Regions from separate parts of the Homo sapiens genome. Here region 2 is linked to region 1. A link is an interaction called in ENCODE POLR2A ChIA-PET data of the cell type or tissue named here. Cell type or tissue: PC-9. All regions are shown on one strand. Links, peaks and the distances in the headings refer to the core of each region. The heading gives the core; the rest is flanking DNA.

The links. ChIA-PET counts read pairs that join two places held together with the same protein. Peaks named below come from ENCODE experiments on the same cell type or tissue, not always from the same donor. Only the 100,000 strongest peaks of a DNase experiment are listed, where the experiment ranks them.
Region 2: POLR2A ChIA-PET joins it to region 1 with 5 read pairs; 3 of 35 experiments call an interaction of 5 or more read pairs at or near these places.

What each region holds. Positions count from the first base shown.
Region 1 is chr22:38,884,867-38,896,258 of GRCh38, forward strand. It overlaps LOC105373032 (a long non-coding RNA gene), which reads left to right and starts at 1,421. Exons shown (of 3, transcript XR_938256.2): 1 at 1,421-2,141. RefSeq lists enhancers at 6,399-6,568, 9,539-9,708. In PC-9, for the core only: no CTCF peak of the experiment used is centred there; a DNase peak (open chromatin) is centred at 5,705.
Region 2 is chr22:38,963,018-38,973,326 of GRCh38, forward strand. It overlaps LOC105373033 (a long non-coding RNA gene), which reads right to left and starts at 4,836. Exons shown (of 3, transcript XR_007068099.1): 1 at 3,957-4,836; 2 at 2,395-2,643; 3 at 887-1,270. LOC124905118 (a long non-coding RNA gene) reads right to left here and starts at 6,350. Exons shown (of 3, transcript XR_007068101.1): 1 at 6,223-6,350; 2 at 5,771-5,828; 3 at 5,096-5,582. APOBEC3A (apolipoprotein B mRNA editing enzyme catalytic subunit 3A) reads left to right here. Exons shown (of 5, transcript NM_145699.4): 5 at 1-167. RefSeq lists enhancers at 363-1,172, 2,608-3,587. In PC-9, for the core only: no CTCF peak of the experiment used is centred there; a DNase peak (open chromatin) is centred at 4,914.

The DNA.
Region 1 (11,392 bases), core at 1,411-9,410:
TCTGGGGGACATTGTGAGCCACAACCTCAACCCCATTTGGGCTGGGGATTCTCTGTTCCCAGGGTCCTGTGTGAACCGCAGCTGCTGAATGGTGTGCAGAATTGGAAGAGTTATGATCAAAAGCCAGTTCCTGTGTGAATTTAAGGGTGCTGGGTGGTTAGTCCAGGGGCCTACTGAGAACTTGTCCTATTCTTTTTTATTTTTATTTTTGACAGAGTGTCGCTCTGTTGCCAGGCTGGAGTGCAGTGGAGTGATCTTGGCTTACTGCAATCTCTGCCTCCCAGGTTCAAGCGATTCCCCTGCCTCAGCCTCCCGAGTAGCTGGGACTACAGGTGCACACCAACACGCCTGGCTAATTTTTTGTATTTTAGTAGAGACAGCATTTCACCATGTTAGCCAGGATGGTCTCAATTTCCCAACCTCGTGATCTGCCTGCCTGGGCCTCCCAAAGTGCTGGGATTACAGGCGTGAGCCACCGTGCCCGGCCCGAACTTGTCCTATTCTTGACCCCACATGAACAGAAATAAGAGGTAACAGGACTGTCTCAAATAACCTCAACCTCATATGCACATTAATGTGAATTTTTGGATGCCCTGAAAGGCAGATTTTATGTGCAGAAAAGATTATCCAGGGGTTTTCTTAAGTTTTAAAAATTAATATTCAATTTATTAAAGTTATAAATAAAAGGAAAAACCTAGTTTGTCCTTACACTTTTAATTTCAGCTTAAATAACTTATTATTTTAATTATAGATCTAGCAAATTTAGCAATCACTTCTAAGAAGGCTCTGATTAATTTTGGTCTCATTTACGAACTTAAACTCCTTTAAACTTTTCATATTGCATTATTCATCACATATAATATATTTGCTTAACTTCCTAAGTATAATTGGCTGACAAACCTTCTTAAGTGCTGAAGCAATTCTTATAAATTGAATGCATTTAGCATATAAATATGAGCTTGAAGTCTGACTGGCTGTTCCAGTACTACGTGTAAAAGAGCAAATCCCAAGTCCAGATCATTTACTCAGTTACACATTTAAAATTGTAATCTTGAGGCAATCTATTATTTTAATAGACTGAGTTCTCTTAAATATTATAAGAATATAAAATAGAAAAAACACCTTAATATAAAAGATGGCCAGGCGCGGTGGCTCACGCCTGTAATTCCAGCACTTGAGACGCCAAGGTGGGTGGATCACCTGAGGTCAGGAGTTCGAGACCAGCCTGGCCAACATGGTGAAACCCCATCTCTACTAAAAATACAAAAATTAGCCAGGTGTGGTGGCGCATACCTGTAATCCCAGCTACCTGGGAGGCCGAGGCAGGAGAATCACTTGAACCTGGGAGGCGGAGGTTGCAGTGAGCCAAGATTGCACCACTGCACTCCAGTCTCAGCAACAGAGCGAGACTCCATCTCAAATAAGTAAATACATAAATAATTAGGATTTTGTTCTTTTTACATTTCTGTACGTAATTCAAGTCTTCCTGGGGGTAAAAACTACTTACTCACTAAGGGAATAATTCAGTCATTTCAAACCATTTTTGAGGGTCTCTACTCAGCAGTTTGATGTTGTGTAATGATTCAGGATTCTTCTCTGTGACCCTGATGGGCCATTCCGATTCCTATTTATAGATGCTTATCTCAAGACCTTCTGTGTGGGTAGTCTCAGAGCCCTTGGGACTGCCTTCGTCCACAACCTTGGGTTTGAGTCATATCACTACCGAATTCTTCCCTCTGTTCATGGAAATCTGGTAACTACATCAACGAGGTATTTTCTACAGAACTGATTGGGTTTTTTGTTTCTTTGCCTCATAAGATATAAAAATGTCTAAAGGCCCTGGAATGTCACAGTATTAATAGCTGATGTGTATGGAAGGCCTACTATGTACTGGGCATAATTCTATGTGTTCTTCATTTGTTAATTCACTCAATCCTTTTTTTTTCTTTTTTTTTTTTTTTGAGATGGAGTCTCACTCTGTCGCCAGGCTGGAGTGCAGTGGCGCGATTATATTCACCTAGAAGTTTGTGAACACTGTTCCTCTTTCAGTAAAATCCATGTTATAGATGCTGCTGGATTTTAGGCATCCAGAAAGGCCTGAGATTGGCAGCTATTTGTTGACAATTCAATGGGTATAAAAGGTAAGCACTTAAGATAACCAACTATTAGAAGACTGAGAATGACGGTGGTGGGGAGTATTTGGGGGACAGGGGAGCAATACATTCTGGTGATGTCATTTTGGTTCATTACTCAGCAAATTTTTTTTTTTTGACAGAGTTTTGCTCTGTCGCCTATGCCAACTCAGCTTGCTGCAAACTCCGCCTCCAGGGTTCAAGCGATTCTCCTGCCTCAGCCTCCTGAGTAGCTGGGATTACAGGTGCCTGCCACCATGCCTGGCTAATTTTTGTATTTTTAGTAGAGATGGGGTTTCACCATGTTGGCCAGGCTGGTCTCGAACTCCTGACCTCAGGTGATCTGCCAGTCTCAGCCTCCAAAAGTGCTGGGATTACAGGCATGAGCCACCATGCCTGGCCTGAATTAATATTGTTAAAATGTCCATACTACCCAAAGCAATCTATAGATTCAATGCAATCTCTATCAAAATTTCAATTGCTCCTCTTTAAGTGGAGGCCTCAGGCAAAAATAAATAAATACATAAATACATACATACATACATACAGGAAAAAAGAAAAAAATCCAATAGAATTCTTCACAGAAATATAAAAGAAAAATCCTAAAATTTGCATGGAATCAAAAAAGGCCTTGAATACCCAAGCAATCTTGAGAAAGAATAACAAAGCTGGAGGCATCACACTCCTGCTTTCAAACTACATCACAAAACAACAGTAATCAAAGCAGCATGGTACTGGTATAAAAAGACACATAGACAAATGAAACAGAATAGAGAGCCCTGAAATCAACCCATGCTTATACTGTTAACTAATCTTTTACAAAGGTGCCAAGAATACACAATGGGGGAAGAGTAGTCTCTTCAATAAATGTGTTGGGAAAACTGGATATCCACATGGAAAACAATGAAATTGGACCCGTATCATACACCACACACAAAAATTAACTCAAAATTGATTAAAGACTTAAATGTAAGAACTGAAACTGTAAAACTCTTAGAAGAAAACAAAGGGAAAAAGCTCCTTGACATTGGTGTTGGTAATGATTTTTTGTGTAGGACACCAAAAGCATAGGCAACAAAAGTAAAATAAACAAGTAGGATTACATCAAGCTAAAAAGCTTCTGCACAGCAAACAATCAGTAAAATGAAAAGATAACTTATGAAATAGGAGAAAATATTTGCAAATCATATATCTGATAAGGGGCTAACATCCAAAATATATAAGGAACTCATACAAGTCAATAGCCAAAAAATAAATAACCTGATTTTAAAATGAGCAAAGAAATAATAATAGACATTTTTTCCAAAGAACACAGCAAGTATATGAAAATGTGCTCAGCATCACTAATCATCAGGCAATTGCAAATCAACACTACATGAGCTAGCAACTCACACCTGTTAGAATGGTTCTTTTGAAAAAGACGGAGATATCAAGTGTTGGCTAAGATGTGGAGGAAGACAAGGGAACCCTGGACACTGTTGGTGGGAGTATAAATTGGTACAGCCATTATAGGTAACAGTATGAAGTTTCCTCAAACAATTAAGAATAGTGCTACCATTTCATCCAAGAATCCCACTTCTGGATGTATAGCCAGATAAAATGAAGTCAGTATCTTAAAGAGAAATCTGCTCCATCATGTTCATTGCAGCATTATTCACAATAGCCAAGATATGGGAGCAACATAAATGTCCACTGACAGATGAATGGCTAAAGAAAATGGGAAATATATACACATTGGAATATTATTCAGCCATAAAAAAGGAAATCTTGCCATTTGTGACAACATGGATGAACCCACAGAACACAATGCTAAGAGAAATAAGCCAGACACACAAAGAAATACTGTATGTCTCACTTATATGTGGAATCTAAAGCACACACACACATACAGGTAACTATGTGAGGTGATGGATATGTTAATTTGCTTGGTTATGATAATCATTTCACCATGTATACACGTATCAGTGTGTCATATATCAAATCATCGTGTTGTATACCTTTAATATGTTCATTTTTTTGTCAATTATACTACCAGTTTTCTCAATAAAACTGGGAAAAAACGAAACAACATATAGTAACAATGGCAAAAAAGAAGCCAGTAAAATATATCCTATCATTCAATCCAAATAATCAATGGTGGAGCTGACTGTAAATTTTAAGAAAGAGGAAAGTAGAAACATTTATTGAGTGCTTGCTTTTTTTTTTTTTGAGATGAAGTTTTGCTCTGTCGCCCAGGCTGGAGTGCAGTGGCGCGATCTTGGCTCACTGCAAGCTCTGCCTCCCGGGTTCACGCCATTCTCCTGCCTCAGCCTCCGGAGTAGCTGGGACTACAGGCACCTGCCACCACACCCGGCTAATTTTTTGTATTTTTAGTGGAGATGCGGTTTCACCGTGTTAGCCAGGATGATCTCGATCTCATGACCTCGTGATCCACCCACCTCGGCCTCCCAAAGTGCTGGGATTACAGGCGTGAGCCACTGCACCCGGCCTGAGTGCTTGCTTTAAGTCAGGCATTGTTCTAAGTTCTTTCTGTACCTGTATCATCTCATTTAATCCTCAGAGTAGCCATGTGAGGTTTTGTAGTACTATCAGCTCAAATTAGTCTTTTAAACGTTTATTTATTTATTTTTGAGACAGGGTCTTACTCTGTCACACAAGCTGGTGGAATCTTAGCTCACTGTAACCTCGAACTCCTGTATCATCCCAAATTTAAACGAGTCAAACGGCAGTTAAAGGACCTATCCAGGATCACAGAACTAATGAATAACACAATCCAGATCCAGACCTGAGCCCAGGCTGTCTGGTTCCAGCACCTGGTTCTCAACCTTTGCAGTGTAGTGCAATTTTTACCAAAGAGTTCCTGAAATGAACGCAACATAATTAAAAAAAAAAAAAAAGGCCAGGTATGGTGGCTCACACCTATAATCCTAGCACTTTGGGAGGCCAAGGTGGGTGGTCAGGATTTCGAGCCTGACCAACATGGTGAAACTCCTTCTCTACTAAAAAAATACAAAATTAGCCGGGCATGGTGGCATCCACCTGTAATCCGAGCTACTTGGGAAGCGGAGGCAGGAGACTTGCTTGAACCTAGGAGGCGGAGGTTGCAGTGAGCAGAGATCGCGCCACTGTACTCCAGCTTGGGCAACAAGAGGAAACTCCATCTCAAAAATAAAAAATAAAAAAATTTTAAAAATCACAGATGGAAGCTCGAGCTGATTTTAATGAAACCTCTGTGAAGCAGTGAGGGAAAAAGTTGTGCTAAAATTATATCATTTTTAGAGCAGAGAATTTTATACATATTGACAAATTCTTTTTAAACTTTTCAAAAATGCTAACAGCTAATTTTATTTATCCCAAAATGGGAATCACTTTGTTTCTCTTGATTATAAAAATGATACATAGTCATGGTAAAAAAAATTAAACACTCCATAAAGTCCAAAGAAGGTAAATGTCATTCTAATTCCCACTACCCATTGATAACCTGCGGTGCAGTGTGGTGAATGACCTAGACATCTTTTTTTTTTTTTCAAATATGTACACAAATGACTCTGTGTATATCAGATCGGCATGTGGGTGTGTGTATAGGTGTATCCACCTATCTCCATGTCAAGAAATATAGATCTTGCCAGGCAGTGGCTCATGCCTGTAACCCCAGCACTTTGAGAGGCCGAGGAGGGGGTGGATCACCTGAGGTCAGGAGTTCAAGACCAGCCTGGTCAACATGATGAAACCCCATCTCTATTAAAAATACAAAAATTAGCTGGGCATGGGCGCGCCTGTAGTCCCAGCTACTCAGGAGGCTGAGACAGGAGAATCGCTTGAACCTGGGAGGTGGAGGTTGCAGTGAGCCTTGATTGCACCACTGCACTCCAGCCTGGGTGACAGAGCAAGACTCCATCTCAAAAAAGAAAAAAAAAAAGAAATATAGATCTCCATTATCCCTTTAACAGTGCAGAGTAATCCACTGTATGGATGTGACATTATTCATGTATATAATCAGAAGTTAATGGATCTAAATGTACTGTTTTCAGTTTTTTGAAATTACAGACAGGCTGCGATGAATATCCTTAAACACATGTCTTCATGCACTTGCCCAGTTATCTTCTTGGGATACCGTTGGTGGGATTTAGAGAAAAATCACTCACATTAGGGAGGGTATATACTGCTGACTTTGACCCATCAAATCCAGCCATGGATTCTCTGCAAACTGAGGGGCCACCCAGCTCCCTGAACAGTGGTCTTATTCTGCTGGGTCCTTGTGAGGGCGTAGCATAGCCTCACATCCTAAATTAAAGTCAGTTCACCGGCTGCTGCTCGGGTAACTGGCGAGAGAAAAGAGCCTTTGCCTCTCCGCAGCCGGGGAATTTCCAAATCCTGAAATTGTCCTGTCCAGACACAGTAAATAGTTTGGCCACAACAATCTCTGCATCCACCTCCCTCCCATCTGTCTGGGCTGGGCATGCCCGTAATGTTTTTCATTCTGTGACAGGCTTGAGCATCCTTTTCTTAAAGGAGACAAAGGAGATAAAAGGGCCTGGGCTCAGAATTTTGCAAGCAGAACACACGGAGGTTGTGCCAAGACAGAGATGGTGGCTCGATGGCCAGCTAATTCTTGTTTATCCAACAAGCCATGCTAGTTGCTGGGGAGACCCAGAGAAATGAGACACAGTCCCTGTTCATGGGGGTTAGCTGTGTAGTAGAGTTGATAGACCCATGGGGCCATGGAGCGGGTGTTGGGGATGGGGCAGAGGCTACTCCATTATCACAGACTTCAGAGTGTCTTTCCAGCAAGACTAGCCACACAGTCTGCCTTTAAAGTCCCCTGGTAAGTCACTCAAAATGATATTTTCAAGTGCCTAGCATTTACATCTTCTGGGTGTTGGGGATTGACATCTGTTATCACAGGCAATGGCGCTTTTATTATCATTGGAACAGGTGGATGGGGATGTCAGCCCTCCTCTGGCAGGACCAAAGCACTGGCCATCTGCAAAGGGAGGACATTTGGGTGTCCTCGGACTTGGGCAAAGGTGCACCCTAGGCTTTAGAGAGCCCAAACCAATTTTCCTCCAAATGTCCTCTATACCTGGTTTTTCTAGGTTAGGGTTCAGGACCCAATCTGCTTACATCCACAAATCTCTTTTAATTTAGAACAGCCTCTATTTTCATACCGTGAATTGAAGGAATTAAGCTACTGTCCGATAGAATATTCTGCCTTCTAGATTTCACTGATTGGTTTCTTACTGTGAGTTTGGATAGTTCTGTCTTGTCTAACATACCTCACTGAGTAATTCAGAAGGAGAAAGCAGAAAAAAACAAAAGTCAGTGAGCATAGAAAAGATGAGAGATGAGAATTATGGAATTACAAATTTTACTTAATGGGAATTTCCAGAACATTTCACCAAGTAACTGCAGACATTACATTACTTTCAAGCACGTCTGGAATATTTATGAAAATTGACCATTTATCTTGCCAAAAAGCAATCTTTTGTTAATGCCAAAAGGATGGATTGAACAAACAATATTTTCTGACCACCATGTACTTCAATAAGAAATAAATAACAAAAAAGCATAGAAATAGGAAAAACCTTTAAATAATTCATGGGTAAAAAAAGAAAGCATAACAGGTTTTAGAATATGCTTAGAAGCGAACAATAATGAAAATTCCACGTATCAGAACATATGAGAGGCTTATGATATAGGAGAAAAAGGCTGAAAATCAATAAGCCAAACATTTAACATGAGAAGTTACCAAGAGAACAGCTGAGTAAATCCTAAACAGTAGAAAAAAGAAAATTTACAGGTAAGAGCAGAAATAAATGAAACAGAGAGCAATCATAAAATTGACATGACGAACAAAGCCAAATTTTGTTTTTTTGAAAAAACTAATAAAACTGGCAAACCTTTGGCAAGACTAATTAGGAAATAGAGATGGGACCCATAAAGTATAGCAGAATTGAAAGGAAATTGGCTGGGCGCCGTGGCTCACGCCCGTAATCCCGACACTTTGGGAGGCCGAGGCAGGCAGATCACCTGAGGTCGAGAGTTCAAGACCAGCCTGACCAACATGGAGAAACCCTGTCTCTCCTAAAAATACAAAATTAGCCGGGCGTGGTGGTGCATGCCTGTAATCCCAGGTACTTGGGAGGCTGAGGCAGGAGAATCGCTTGAACCTGGGAGACGGAGGTTGCAGTGAGCCGAGATTGCACCATTGTACTCCAGCCAGGGCAACAAGAGCAAAACTCCGTCTCAAAAAAATTAAATAAAAATAAAGAAAGGAAACATGACTTCGATGAAGAATCAATTTTAAAAATGTAAAAATATGATGCAACTTTATGCCAATAATTTTGAAAATGTAAATCAAGTTGCACAAATTTTACATTTAAGACATTTTAAATGTAAACGATGTTTTAACCATTTAAAAAATTGAATTGGTGACTAAAAATCTTCATATCAAAGAAACAGCAGGACTAGACTTTTTTTTTTAAACAGAAGGGTTTTACCAAACATTTAAGGAATGAATACTTTCAAATACAAACTATTCCAGCAAGTAGAAAAATTACCAATACTTGCTAATAATTTTTACAAAGTTGGCTTAATCTGCTTGTTATCCCAACCAAAGACTGTTTGAGGAAGGAAAATATAGAACAATCTTTTCCATAAACAAAACATCAGTAAACTGAATCCAAGATAATACATCATGACCAAATTGGATTAGAGTACACTAGAATAGATTAGAAAAGTAAGTACGTAATTTTTCACATTAACAGATAGAAGGAGAAAAACCATAGGATCATTTCAATAAATGCAGAACAGGTGTTTGCTGAAATTCAACCTCTATTTATGATTAAAAAACTAAACAAATTAAGAATATAAAGAAACGCTTTTAAACTAATACAGGATGTCTTTTTGTTATTTATTTGTTTATTTTATGAGATGGAGTCTCGCTCTGTCACCCAGGCTGGAGTGCAGTGGTGCAATCTTGGCTCACTGCAACCTCTGCCTCCTGAGTTCAAGCGATTCTCCTGCCTCAACCTCCTGAGTAGCTGGGAATTACAGGCGTGCGCCCCTACGCCCAGCTAACTTTTGTATTTTTAATAGAGACAGCGTTTCACCATGTTGCCTAGGCTGGTCTTGAACTCCTGACCTCTGGTGATCCGCCTGCTTGTCCTCCCAGAGTGCTGCGATTACAGGCATGAGCTACCACGCTCAGCCATAAAAGATGTATTTTTTTAAAAATTCCCCACAGTGAAGACTTTAGTAAATATTAAAATGTTAAGATCAGTAACAAGCCAAGGAAACTTACTCTCACCATTCTATTAAACATTAAAGTATAGTAGGGCCAGGAAAAATGAATGAAGGATACAACATTGGGACAGAAGACACAAAACTGCCATAACTTCCAGATAATATGATTACTCTCTCTCATTGTGGAACTGCCTGGAACAGTGCCTGGTGTGCAGTAGGCACTCGAAAAATATTTGTTGATCATTATGTTGTGACTTACTTTATCTCAAGTTATTTTATTTATTTATTTTTTGCCTTGAAGCCTTCTGTTTCTTCCCCCCTCTGAATACTGAAAGATGTATATGTGCTTTTTTTTCTTCTTTTTTTGGAGACGAAGTTTCTCTCTTGTCGCCCAGGCTGGAGTGCAAGATCACTGCAACTTCTGCCTCCCGGGTTCAAGCAATTCTCCTGCCTCAGCCACCCGAGTAGCTGGGACTACAGGCATGCACCACCACGCCCAGGTATTTTTTGTATTTTTAGTTGAGACGGGGTTTCACTACGTTGGCCGGGTTGGTCTCAAACTCCTGACCTCAGGCAATCTGCCCAACTTGGCCTCCCAAAGTGCTGGGATTACAGGCATGAGCCACTGTGCCCGGCTGATCCTGGACTTTTGTTGTTGGGAAGCATTTTAGTACAGGTGCAATCTCTTTACTTGTAAGATTTATGTGCAGATTTTTTATTTCTTTTCAAACCAGTTTTGGTAATTTGTGTGTTTCTAGGAATTTGTACATTTCATCTCGGTTACCTAATTTGTTGGTGTACTATTCTCCCATAATCCTTTTTATTTCCGTAAGGTTGGTAGTAGTGTCCCCGCTTTCATTTGCGGTTTTAGTTTTTGGCATTTTTTCTTTTTTCCTTAGTCTAGCTAAAGCTTTGTTAATTTTGTTGATTTTTTTTTTCAAATATCAACTTTTGATTTTGTTGATTTTCTCTGTTGTTTTTCTACTCTCTGTCTCATTTTTCTCCATGTTAATCTTTTATTTTTATTATTTCCTTCTTTCTGCTAGCTTTCTGTTTAATTTGCTCTTCTTTTTCTAATTCCTTAAGGTATAAAATTAGGTTATTGATTTGAAATCTTTCTTTTTTGATGTAGGCATTTAGTGTTAGAAATTTCCCTTTGAGCATCACATTTGCAGCATGCCATTAAATCCTTGCCTTTTAACAGGAAAGTTTAATTAATTCAAATTTATTATGATTACCTATATATGAATTTATGACTACATCTTATTGTCTCATTTATTTTTTTTCCTGTTGTTTATAACTTGCTCTTTTTTGGACTGTTTTGAATAGATGAAGATTTTTCTCTTATTTCTGTTTTTCCACTTTGTTGGTTTGGAAGTTTTATATTCTGTTTTTATTCTCTCAATGACTACCCTGCAATTTATCATATACATTGCAGCCTTGAACTCCTGGGCTCAAGTGATCCTCCTGCCTTGGCCTCCCAAAGTGTTGGGACTAAAGGCATGAGCCACTGCATCTGGACTATCATATACATTCTAATGTTAACCAATCTCTTTTCTCTATTTTATCTTACCTGTAACAGAAATTTTACGTTTATTTTGCTTCCTTTGCAAACTTTATATTATGGAAAATTTCACATCTATACACAAGTAAAAAACAATATAGTGATATGGGTGCAGTGGCTCACACCTGTAATCTCAGCACTTTGGAAGGCCAAGGTGGGTGGATCACAAGGTCCAGAGATGGAGACCATCCTGGCAAACATGGTGAAACCCTGTCTCTACTAAAAATTTAAAAAATTAGCTGGGTGTGGTGGCGCGTGCCTGTAATCCCAGCTACTCGGGAGGCTGAGGCAGTAGAATTGCTTGAACCCAGGGGGCGGAGGTTGCAGTGAGCCAAGATCATACCACTGCACTCCAGCCTGGTGACAGAGTGAGACTTTGTCTCAAAAAAACATATGTGTGTATATATATAATATATGATATATATTATATATATAATTATATGTAATATTA
Region 2 (10,309 bases), core at 649-8,648, 77 kb after region 1:
CACAATAGTAAGATTATGCTCAATATTCTCAGAATAATTTTCAATGTATTAATGAAATGAAATGATAATTTGGCTTCATATCTAGACTAACACAAAATTAAGAATCTTCCATAATTGCTTTTGCTCAGTAACTGTGTCATGAATTGCAAGAGTTTCCACAAACACTAGCAAATGTGTAGATGTCTTTCCTTGTGTAGCGGACCTGTAGCGGGGAAAGGTCACACAACATCCCTCTGGATCCAGAAAACTCAGCTAAACCTCACAGGAGAGGAACCTAAATGCAGACCCCACCCTCACTCACAGAGCCCCGCCCACCCTCACTTACAGAGCCCCGGGCGCTGATTGGAAGGGACAGGCCCAGCAGTAAGAGGACAGCCAGCAGCCAGTCTCCCTGTTGGAAAGGAACCACAAACGTGCAGTCAGGGGCCCTCGGGAGCCGCCCTCTGTCCACCCCTTCCTGATTCCACCCCCCTAGAGAGGGAGCCCAGGGGAGGCCATGGCTGAGACCCAGGACAGGCCCAGTCGGGGGAAGGAGCCCAGGGAGGGGGCAGGTGTCTAGGCTGGGCCCAAAGAGAGGGCTGGGGAGAGGAGCAGCCCAGGAGGCAGAGCCCAGCCACAGAGGGGAGGGGAGCTGAGTCCCGGGGACAGGAGGCTCCAGAGGCAGAGACGGAGCCCAGGGCTAGGGCGGCAGGTGTCAGGGCTGTGGCTTCAGCTTGGCGTCTGTCCTGGGCCTTCTGCGCTGGTTCCCAACTCTGGGATGTGTGACTTATATGCCTGATTACAGCGGCGGCTCCCACCTCACGATTTCTGGAAAGTCCTCAGAAGCCGCATATAAGACCAAGAACGGGCCTCACATGCAGCTGCTCCTGGGCAGAAACGACTCACTGTTTCCCTGGCCTAGACACACACAACACACAAACACACACAAGACACACATACACACAACACACACAACACATACACACACAACACATGCACAAAACACATACACACACACACCCACACACAGTGACAGAGACTTCACACAAAGAAACCTCCTCCAGGTGCCCCAGAGCACTCCGGGGCGCACCCCAGCCCCGCCCTGAGCAGAGGACTTTGGCATTTCCCACGCAGGGGCGGGTGCGGGAGGGACCGGCTTGTCAAAGCTGCCCTTTGCTTGTGTCTCTGGGTTTGATAACAGTCCTAACTCCACTTGTTGGAAGCAAGTGATGAAAAACGTGCAGTCATTCTGGGCAAAGGGACCAGTGTAGGGGAGGCATGAGAGGCTCACCTGGTGAAAGAACACCAGAGTTAGTCATGTCACAGGGCAGCTCCCAGAGAGACCTGCCCCTCGTCCCCCAGAACCCCACCTTCCAAGGGCCCAGGCTCCTGTCCCCCGGGCCTCAACTCACAGCTTTGCCCATGACCTGGGAGCCCTGGGGGTCCTGGTGAGGTGACTGGACACAGCCTCATGACACTGCTGGGACCTGGGCTGGGAACTGAGAGCCTGTGGTCCCTCTGGGCTGTAGGGGTCGGGGCCCCACAGTGGCGGCAGAGCCGGGACCTCGTACACAGCAGCATGGACTCCAGACCCAAGTGGAACCTCCATTCTGGTCTCAGGGTGACCCGGGCTGCACAGCCCAGCACCTGCCCAGGGTCCCTCTGCCCTGCTCTGTCCCTCAATAGTCTGGACCCCTGCTGGGTACTTGCCTTGTCCCCCCCTTACAGGGGACCAGGGTGAATCTTGGGCGAAGCCTGCACCTGTGAAGGAGGCCATTCTCCTTGCTCCCATCCCTGCCGCCCACATGGGGAACCAGCTCCTTCTTGTTCCTGGGGACCTTTCCTGGGCTCTGGTGGAAACTCCAGCGGAATGTGGGGTCTTTCATTTTCCCTCAGTGTTGCAGAGGCCGAAATGGAGAGGGGCTGTCACTCCCCAGGAAAGGGCACAATCTCCTTCCTTCCCTCCAGCTGGCCCAGGGACGGTGCACACTCTTATCCTAGTCACCCTGAGGACTGCAGCCCTGGTATGAGCCCAGAGTCACCCCCAGGTTTTATGGATGCCTTACACACTCTGCCCTGGCCTGACCTCAAGAGGACCAGGAAGTGCCCAGTTGTCACTGGGTTTTGCTGCCCTGAGAGAGTCAGGCTCCAGTGCACAGAGGAACGTGTGTGTGCAGGGTGGTGGCACTGTCAGGGGGCACAGCAATCCCAGGGGAGCGTGCCCTGCTGTTCCAGGTTGTGGCACTTATGGAAGATCCTGGGTCCAGAGGCTGGAGTAAAATCGTTCCCACTCACATCTAACCTACCCTGGGCTGGCTCGTGGGAGTCAAAGGCCCAGACAGTGGCTGGCCCTGTCCATCCTTGGCCAGGGAGGGTCCTGGCCTCCCTCTGCGCTGGGGGGGGAGCCCCACTCACCCTCTCTTCTTTCCTCTCTGGAGGCGCTGCCCTGCTCTCCGGCTTGTACAATTTGCTACTGAGAATTTAACTCCAGACAGTATTTTTGCCCCAATTTGCTGTAAACATTTGAGCCTGAGGCCATGTTTGTCATCAGATGAAGTGGTTTACAGATGTGAAATTGTTGTTTGTAGTCTAACATTTCTGGTTTGTAAACCCATCCGTGATGGGCTCCCAGCCCAACCCGCTGCAGATGAGGCCGCTGAGTTTCTGTTGAGAATGAAGACCGGGTTCCCAATTAGGGCAACTCGTCCCTCACACTGCTCCTTACACCCCCATCTTCCAGATCCCAGCCAAGCCCCCTCCACCCAATACACCCCAGCGTCCTTGCATCCAATTAACATCTCAGAGTGGCCACCTTTGCAGAGACCTGGCTGGGGAGGGAGGTCACAGTAAAGACACAGCCTGGCTCCTGTGGGCCCCCTGGGGACAGCAGCCCTGCACACACACTCTGGGCCTTTCTCTCCCCCTTTCAGCCTTGTCCTTGGATATCCCCCAGGTCACTCTTGCTCAGGACCAAGCAGATTGACTGGGGACAGCAAATGTAACCATAAAAGGGGATTCTACAAGGACTCCCCTCAGGGAGCAGGTGCCAGCGGTGGGGACTGGGGAGTAGATAAGAGGTGGCTGGGAGCTAGGATAAGAGCGACAGCCCAGAGTTCCTGGATCCTGGCTGAGGCTGGGTCCCGGGCCCCAGGACAGTCCTGCAGACCCCAGAATCAGAGACTGAGGAGTCAAAGACAGGCAGGAGACGCCCCTGGGGATGCCCAGCAAAGCACTGTCCCCTGCGTGCAGCTTTCCCGGGTCTCCCCACAGAAAGCTCAGTGAGGGCTGTCGTGGCCACTGGCGACCCAGGCACATTTGCTCCGGTAAGAGGCCATTGCTCTGGGAAGCAGCAGCCACACAGGAAGAGTTGGGGGAGGGCAAGGGCTCTGCCCTCCGAGGGTCCTGCAGGGCACAGGGTCTGCATAGCAGGAACCCCAGACTCTTTGTGCCCCACCCCCACTCTAACTCAGAGCTCTGTGCTAAGGAGAGCCTTATCATGCCCTCGGTGGATTCAGAAGCACTTTGTAGGGCTGAGTGACGAAACATTTGGGGCTGGGAGTAGAGCTGGCTGGGTCAGGACGACACCCCCTCCTGGAAGGGCAGGCCTGTGGGGGGCACAAGCAGGGACAACAGCCCATTCGTGTCTGCTGGTACAGGTGCAGTCTCTGTGCAGGTGGGCAGTGGGTACTGCAGGGCACCATGCTGTGTGTGCCTCGAGTGTGAACTGGGAAAGGTGGTCTCTGGTCAGACTCACACAACACACCAAGATGAGCTCACACCGGAACCACCCGAGACTCAATTGGGAGTTGACAGCCCCCAGGGGATATCCTCTTGACTAGAGAAGTCCAAGGTCTGGAGACAGAATGGGAGGTGGCATCCTCATGGCAGAGAACAGGGCCTCCTCTGGTCTGCCCATGAGGAGTGGTGCCCACCAAGATGGCAGGGACACTGTGCTGAGGAGGGTGGATCACTCCCACCTTCTTCTGAGGTTTCCACCTCAGCGAGCACCGGCCAGGCTGGGAGGGCGAGGAGCTGTGCTTGGTCCGGGTGGCCAGGGTGGGACTGTCCCCAGGATGTGGACTCTCTTGCATGAGACAGCTGGCCAAGGATGGGGGGTCTAAGAGGAGCCAAGACAGGGGAATCAGCAGGACAGGGGGCAGCCCCCAGGCCCACAGGGCCAGTGCATTCTTCGGGCAGCTGTGCTGGGTGCAGTAGGTGGACCTGGGAAAGGATGGCGCCAGACCTGCCGTTGGGACTCAGGGGCTCACTTGGGGCAGGAGCACAGCTTCCCACACATTTCTGCAGGGCTGGAGGTGGGAGAAAGGGCACAGGGTGAGCCTTCTGAGGGCATTTGTGTCCCTGCATCACTCTGCTCACTGGGAGGGCCTGGGCAAGTCTAGGTACCTTTCAGAGCCTCTCGTATCTCCTCTAGAGGAGTAATGGGGATGAAAGCACCCCTTGCTCTAGTTTGCCGTAATTAGATGGACTGACACAAACAAGGGCTCAGCATGTCTGTCTCCTTCCCTTCCCAGGGCCTGGGATCAAGACCCAGGACACACTCTGCTCTCTGCACTGCACGCCCTGCAGGGCCCTGGATGCAGCAGGCATGCCCTGTGCTGGCTATAGTAGGGGACGTAGGGTCGGCTGCTCTGGAGCCTACTCTCTGGGGGCGCTGAGTCTTATTCGAGACCTTTCTCCAGGGTGTGGATACCTGTCCTCCTGCCTGTCCCCTGGCCTCCTGCCTTCCTGGTCCCTGCTGCCCAAAGTGACTGAAGTGTGGCCAAGGCTCGCTTTCCTCATTGTCACTCCACAGCATCCCTGTAGGGCTATTGTCAGAGCAGGGAAATCAAAACCAATGCTTGTGGGAAGACACAGCAGAGAACTTCCTTATTCTGTGACACTGATGTGGGTGGCACAGGGGACCTGAGTTCAGGAAGGGGTGGGGCAGGTCATTGCTGACCCAGCAGCTTGCGGTCACTCTGAAGTGATGTAAGCCTCCTGTGTCCTAAGAGCAACCAGAGGAGGACCACAGGAGCACATGCTGTGACCGTCACAGAAGCAGGAGGACCCTGACCTAGGAACCGTGAAGGGACTAGGACATGATGGCTAATGGCTAACACGGTGCTGACAGCCAGTCCTGCAGCCTCTCGAAGCCTCTGCTCCTGAGCCTCCTCCTCGGGTTCCTTGGTGATGGTCACTTGCCTCCTGCCCTCCAGGGGCTCCTTCTGGTTCCCTTGGGGACTGTCCTCTCCCCTTAACCCTCTCTGGACCTGGCTTCTGCTCTAGGCTCCCAGCCCTGTTCCCAGCCCCAGTCTCTAGTCTGATGCTATCTATTGAGTCTCCTCCTGCTCCTGGGGCAGGTGTGCAGGGGGGCAGCAAATCCCAGGTGATGGCACTGTGCCCAGGGGGCGAAGACGGTTGGAGAGAAGATTCTCCTCACCCACCTTTAGAGTGGCACCCACCATTTCTGGCAAATGCACCATGTCTCCCCTCTGGGCTAAGCTCTTTTCGCGCCCAATCCAACCCTATCTTACCCAATATTGGGAATAGGGAGTTGCTCCCGACACCACCGTGCTACGAGGAAAAGCCATTCTTTCCTTTTCCTGTGAACACACAGAGGGTAAGTGGTAGAGCCCAGATTCACACCGGTGTCTATGCAAAACCATAGGCAGCACTGAGATTTCCCTAAGGCCAGGCTCATTAGGGTTATGTAGGGTGCACAGAGCGGGGCTGGGAGAGGCCTGCAAGGCCCAGTAGGTGCTTCCTGCCCAAGAGTCCTGAGGTGGCCCACCTGGCTAGAGAAGCATGGTCGTTGCTTGTTTGGCAGAACACAGGACTGTTGTGGTATCCTTCATTGCCGTGTTCATGTATATAATTTAAATTAAAATGTAAAATTAAAGAAAAGAAAGAAAGACGTTAGAGCAGCCCCGGTCAGCCCCGGTCCTGGGAGGTATCACCCAGGTTGTGGGCTTTGCACTCCTCTCCCATATGATCACAGCTCCCCTCGGCCCCGGTGGCCCCCCTGCCACGCCGCCTTGAATTTGACAATGCCACATTAGAAGTCTTGGTCTTAATCCTGAATGTTTCTTTTGCCCACCTTCCCTTTCATTCGCCCAGCTGTTTCAACCCCAAAACGCTGCTTCCTCCCCTTCCTCTCACTTCCATATCTAATTAGTAACTCACTCTGGCTGAATTCATCCCCACAATTCACCCCCAATGTACCCTGACTGCCATCACTGTCACCTGTCGCCTGGGATGTCTGACAGTCTCCGGTTCACCAGCTCAGCTCCCATTCCCTTTGCATGCAGCTACTGGAGTGACTTTGTTTTTTTCTTTTTTTAGAGATAAGCTCTGTCTCTGTCACCCAGGCTGGAGTGCTGCAGCGTGATCATATCTCACTGCAGCCTCGAACTCCTGAGCTCAGGCAATCCTCCAATCTCAGCCTCCTGAGTAGCTGGGACAACAGGACCATGCCACCATGCCTGGGGAATTTTTTGTAGAGACAGGGTCTTGCTATGTTGCCCAGGCTGGTCTTCAAACTCCTGGTCTCAAGCAATCCTCCATCCTTGACCTCCCATAGTGCCAGGATTACTGGCATCAGCCACCTGGCCCAGCTCTGGAGTGACTCTTCAAAAGAAAAACCAGGTCATGTCACTGTTTGGTGACATGAAACAACCCCTACCCCAACCACACATGGATATGCACATGTACACATGCATGTAGGCTCACACACCCATGTATGCATGTGCACGTGCATGTGGGCACATGCGGGAGGGTACACCCAGTTGTTGTCTTTTAAAATGAAATCGAGGCCGAGTGCGGTGGCTCACACCTGTAATCCCAGCATTTTGGGAGGCCGAGGCGAGTGGATCGCTTGAGGTCGGGAGTTGGAGACCAGCCTGGCCAACATGGTGAAACTGTGTCTCTATTAAAAATACAAAACTTAGCTGGGCATGGTAGCAGGCGCCTGTAATCCCAGCTACTCAGGAGGCTAAGGCAGGAGACTCGCTTGAAGCTGGGAGGCAGAGGTTGCAGTGAGCCGAGATGGCACCACTGCAATCCAGCCTGGGGGACAGAGCAAGACTCTGTCTCAAAAAAAAAAAAAAAAAAAGAAATTTACATTTTTCCCAATGACCCATGAGACTCCCTCCTCCCGTGCCAGCTTTGTCACCCTCTACTTTTTTTTTTTTTTTTTTTAAGACGGAGTTTCTCTGTTGTTGCCCAGGCTGGAGTGCAATGGCACAATCTTGGCTAACCACAACCTCCACATCCTGGGTTCAAGTGATTCTCCTGTCTCAGCCTCCGAGTAGCTGGGATTATAGGAATGCACCACCATGACCAACTAATTTTGTATTTTTAGTAGAGACAGGGTTTCTCCATGTTGGTCAGGCTGGTCTCGAACTCCCGACCTCAGGTGATCTGTCCGCCTCAGCCTCCCAAAGTGCTGGGATTACAGGTGTGAGCCACCGCGCCCAGCTCCTCTACTTGTTTTCTATGCTGTCTGGCTGGTGTCTGTTCTAGTCCAGGTCACCCAGCCCTCTCTCGCCTCAGACCACGGCACCTGCCATTCCCTCTCTCTGGACAAAGCTTCCCTCGGCTCTTCCCACTGCTATCCCTTCTCTCCCTCAGGATTCAGTTCCCAAGTCACCTCCCCTGGCCTCTTAAAGCGAGCTGCCCACACAGTTCCCTTCTGCCCCATCTCCATGTCTATTTCCTGCACCGCCCTTGTTACAAACCAGATTTATCTTCCCTGTGTGTAGATTCTCATTTCTTGACCATCTGCCTCCACTTCCCATAAACGCACTGAGGTCAGAGTCCACTGCTTCCTGCCCATGCCTCGACGGCAGTGCTGGCAGCCAGCCTTGCCCCCTGGGTAGGAATCCATTTACAATTGTTGAAAGAAAAAAAATGAATGATTAAAAACAGTATAAAGGAATGAGAAAACGGTGGATGGTAATACACAAATTATTCATTAGCCCCAAGGAGTGGGCTAGGAGGTACACAGAGTGGACAGTCACATCCTCTGTGATACCTGTTTGTATTGGGCTCTTGAGTAATTGACAGAATGATAACACTGCCACCAGAGATGAGCTTTCCATGACGACCAAGGTGGAGGAGTCAGATTCTGGGTGCTGCGGCCAAAATACACGTTTCAAAATAAATGGGTAAAGAAATTCGTCACTGGAGACTGCATAAAGGTTGGGGCAATTGCCAGAGCCTTGCATGGAGAATCACACCTGCTTCAAAGATCCATTTCTGTGCTACAAACCACCCCACCTTAAAGCTTACCATAAGGTGTATTGTTCAGGCTTCTGTGGATCAGGACTCAGATGACCTGTCCACTGGATGAGCCAGCAGCTGGCTCACTCGTGCAGCTACAGTCGGAAGGCGGCCAGGCGGGCTGGATGGTGCCCAGTGGTCTCACTTACCTGCCTGGTACTTGGTGTGGGCTATCAGCCAGGCACCCAGCTGGGCTGTCAGATGCTCTCCCTGTGGTCACCCCATGCATCCAGCTTGAGCTCCCTCACCGAATGGCATCTGGGTTCCAAAATACCAAGTCTGGTCAAGACTCTGCCTACATCACACTTGCTAATGCCCTGTTGGCCAAGGTAAGTGGTCAAGCTCAGTGTTGATATGGGAGGACGAGGCTGGGCATGGTGGCTCTCACCTGTTATTCCAGCACTTTGGAAGACCAAGGCGGGTGGATCGCTTGAGGCCAGGAGTTCAGGACCAGCCTGGGCCATATGGTGAAACCCTGTTGCTACCAGGTGTGCACCTGTAGTCCCAGCTACTCCAGAGGCTGAGACAGGAGGAGAATTTGAGCCCAGAAGGTGGAGGTTGCAGTGAGCCATGATGGTACCACTGCACTCCAGCCTAGGTGACAGAGCGAGATGCTTTTCAAAAAGAAAATATACGTGTATGTGTGTGTGTGTTTGTGTGTGTCTGTGTGTTGTGTGGGAAGCCAGTCACAAGGATGTGAATATCAGGGGGTGTGTTTCACTGGGGATCGCCAACATGACAGTTTATCAGTCTTCCCTGTGTGCCAATGCATCTTACTCCACCCACTTGAAAATAACCCACCCATTCCCAACAGCCACAAAGTATCACCCCAATATGGAATCATGTTCAGACATCACATCCAAGATCCTGTCATCTAAATCAATCCCAGGTATAGACAGGGCACCTTCAGTTTGTTTTGTGGGGGTGAGTTGCCTCAGGTTCAGAGATCTGTGCTCTAAAACACAAGTGATCTCCAGCTGGGCTCGGTGGCTCAGGCCTGTAATCTCAGCACTTTGGGAGGGTGAGGCAGGTGGATTATCTGAGGTCAGGAGTTCAAGACCAGCCTGGCCAACATAGTGAAACCCTGTCTCTACTAAAAAATACAAAAATTACCTGGGTGTGGTGGCGGGTGTCTATAATCCTAGCTACTCGGAAGGCTGAGGCAGGAGAATCGCTTGAACCCGGGAGGTGGAGGTTGCAGTGAGCCGAGATTGCGCCATTGCACTCCAGCTTGGGCAACATGAGAGAAACTCCATCTCAAAAAAAAAAAAAAAAAAAAAGGGAATCGCTAGATGGGGCTGAATATCCAGGGGGCCTTCATCACATGCCTGGAGGCTTGGGCAGGCTGTCAGCTGGGGTGTTTCCTCTCTCCACCTGGTCTCGCAGCATTTAGGACTACAAGTCTGTTTTCCTTGCATGTAGGTGAGCAAGTCCTAGATATGCAAAAAATGAAACCTACAAGGCTACTCAAAGCCCAGCCAAGGAAATCACATGACATCATTTCTACTGCATTTTATTGGCCAATGCAAGTCACAGACCAGCCCAGATGGAAGGGGACAAAAAAATAGACTGCATCCCTTGATGAGAAGAGTGTCAAAATCTCATGGCAAAGGGTTGTAAAAACAGACCGGAGGAAGCGTGAGGCGTACACTGCACCCCCACCACACCAGCCCAAGCCCTTAGAGAAAAATGATGAAAAATCCACCTTTGGCCAGCCACGGTGGCTCATACCTGTAATCCCAGCACTTTGGGAGGCTGAGGCAGGCAGATGGCTTGATTCCAGGAGTTTGAGACCAGCCTGGACAACATGGTGAGACCACCTCTACAAAAAATACAAAAAAATTAGCCAGGTGTGGTGGCGTGAGCCTGTAGTCTCAGTTATGTGGGAAGCTGAGGAGAGAAGATGCCTTGAGCTCCGGAGGTTGAGGCTGCAGTGAGCGGTGATCGTGCCACTGCACTCCAGCTTGGGCAACAGAGTGAGATTTTGTCTCAAAAAAAAAAAAAGTCGACATTTGTTAGAGTCACCCAAGCAAGGGAAGATCAGACGAAT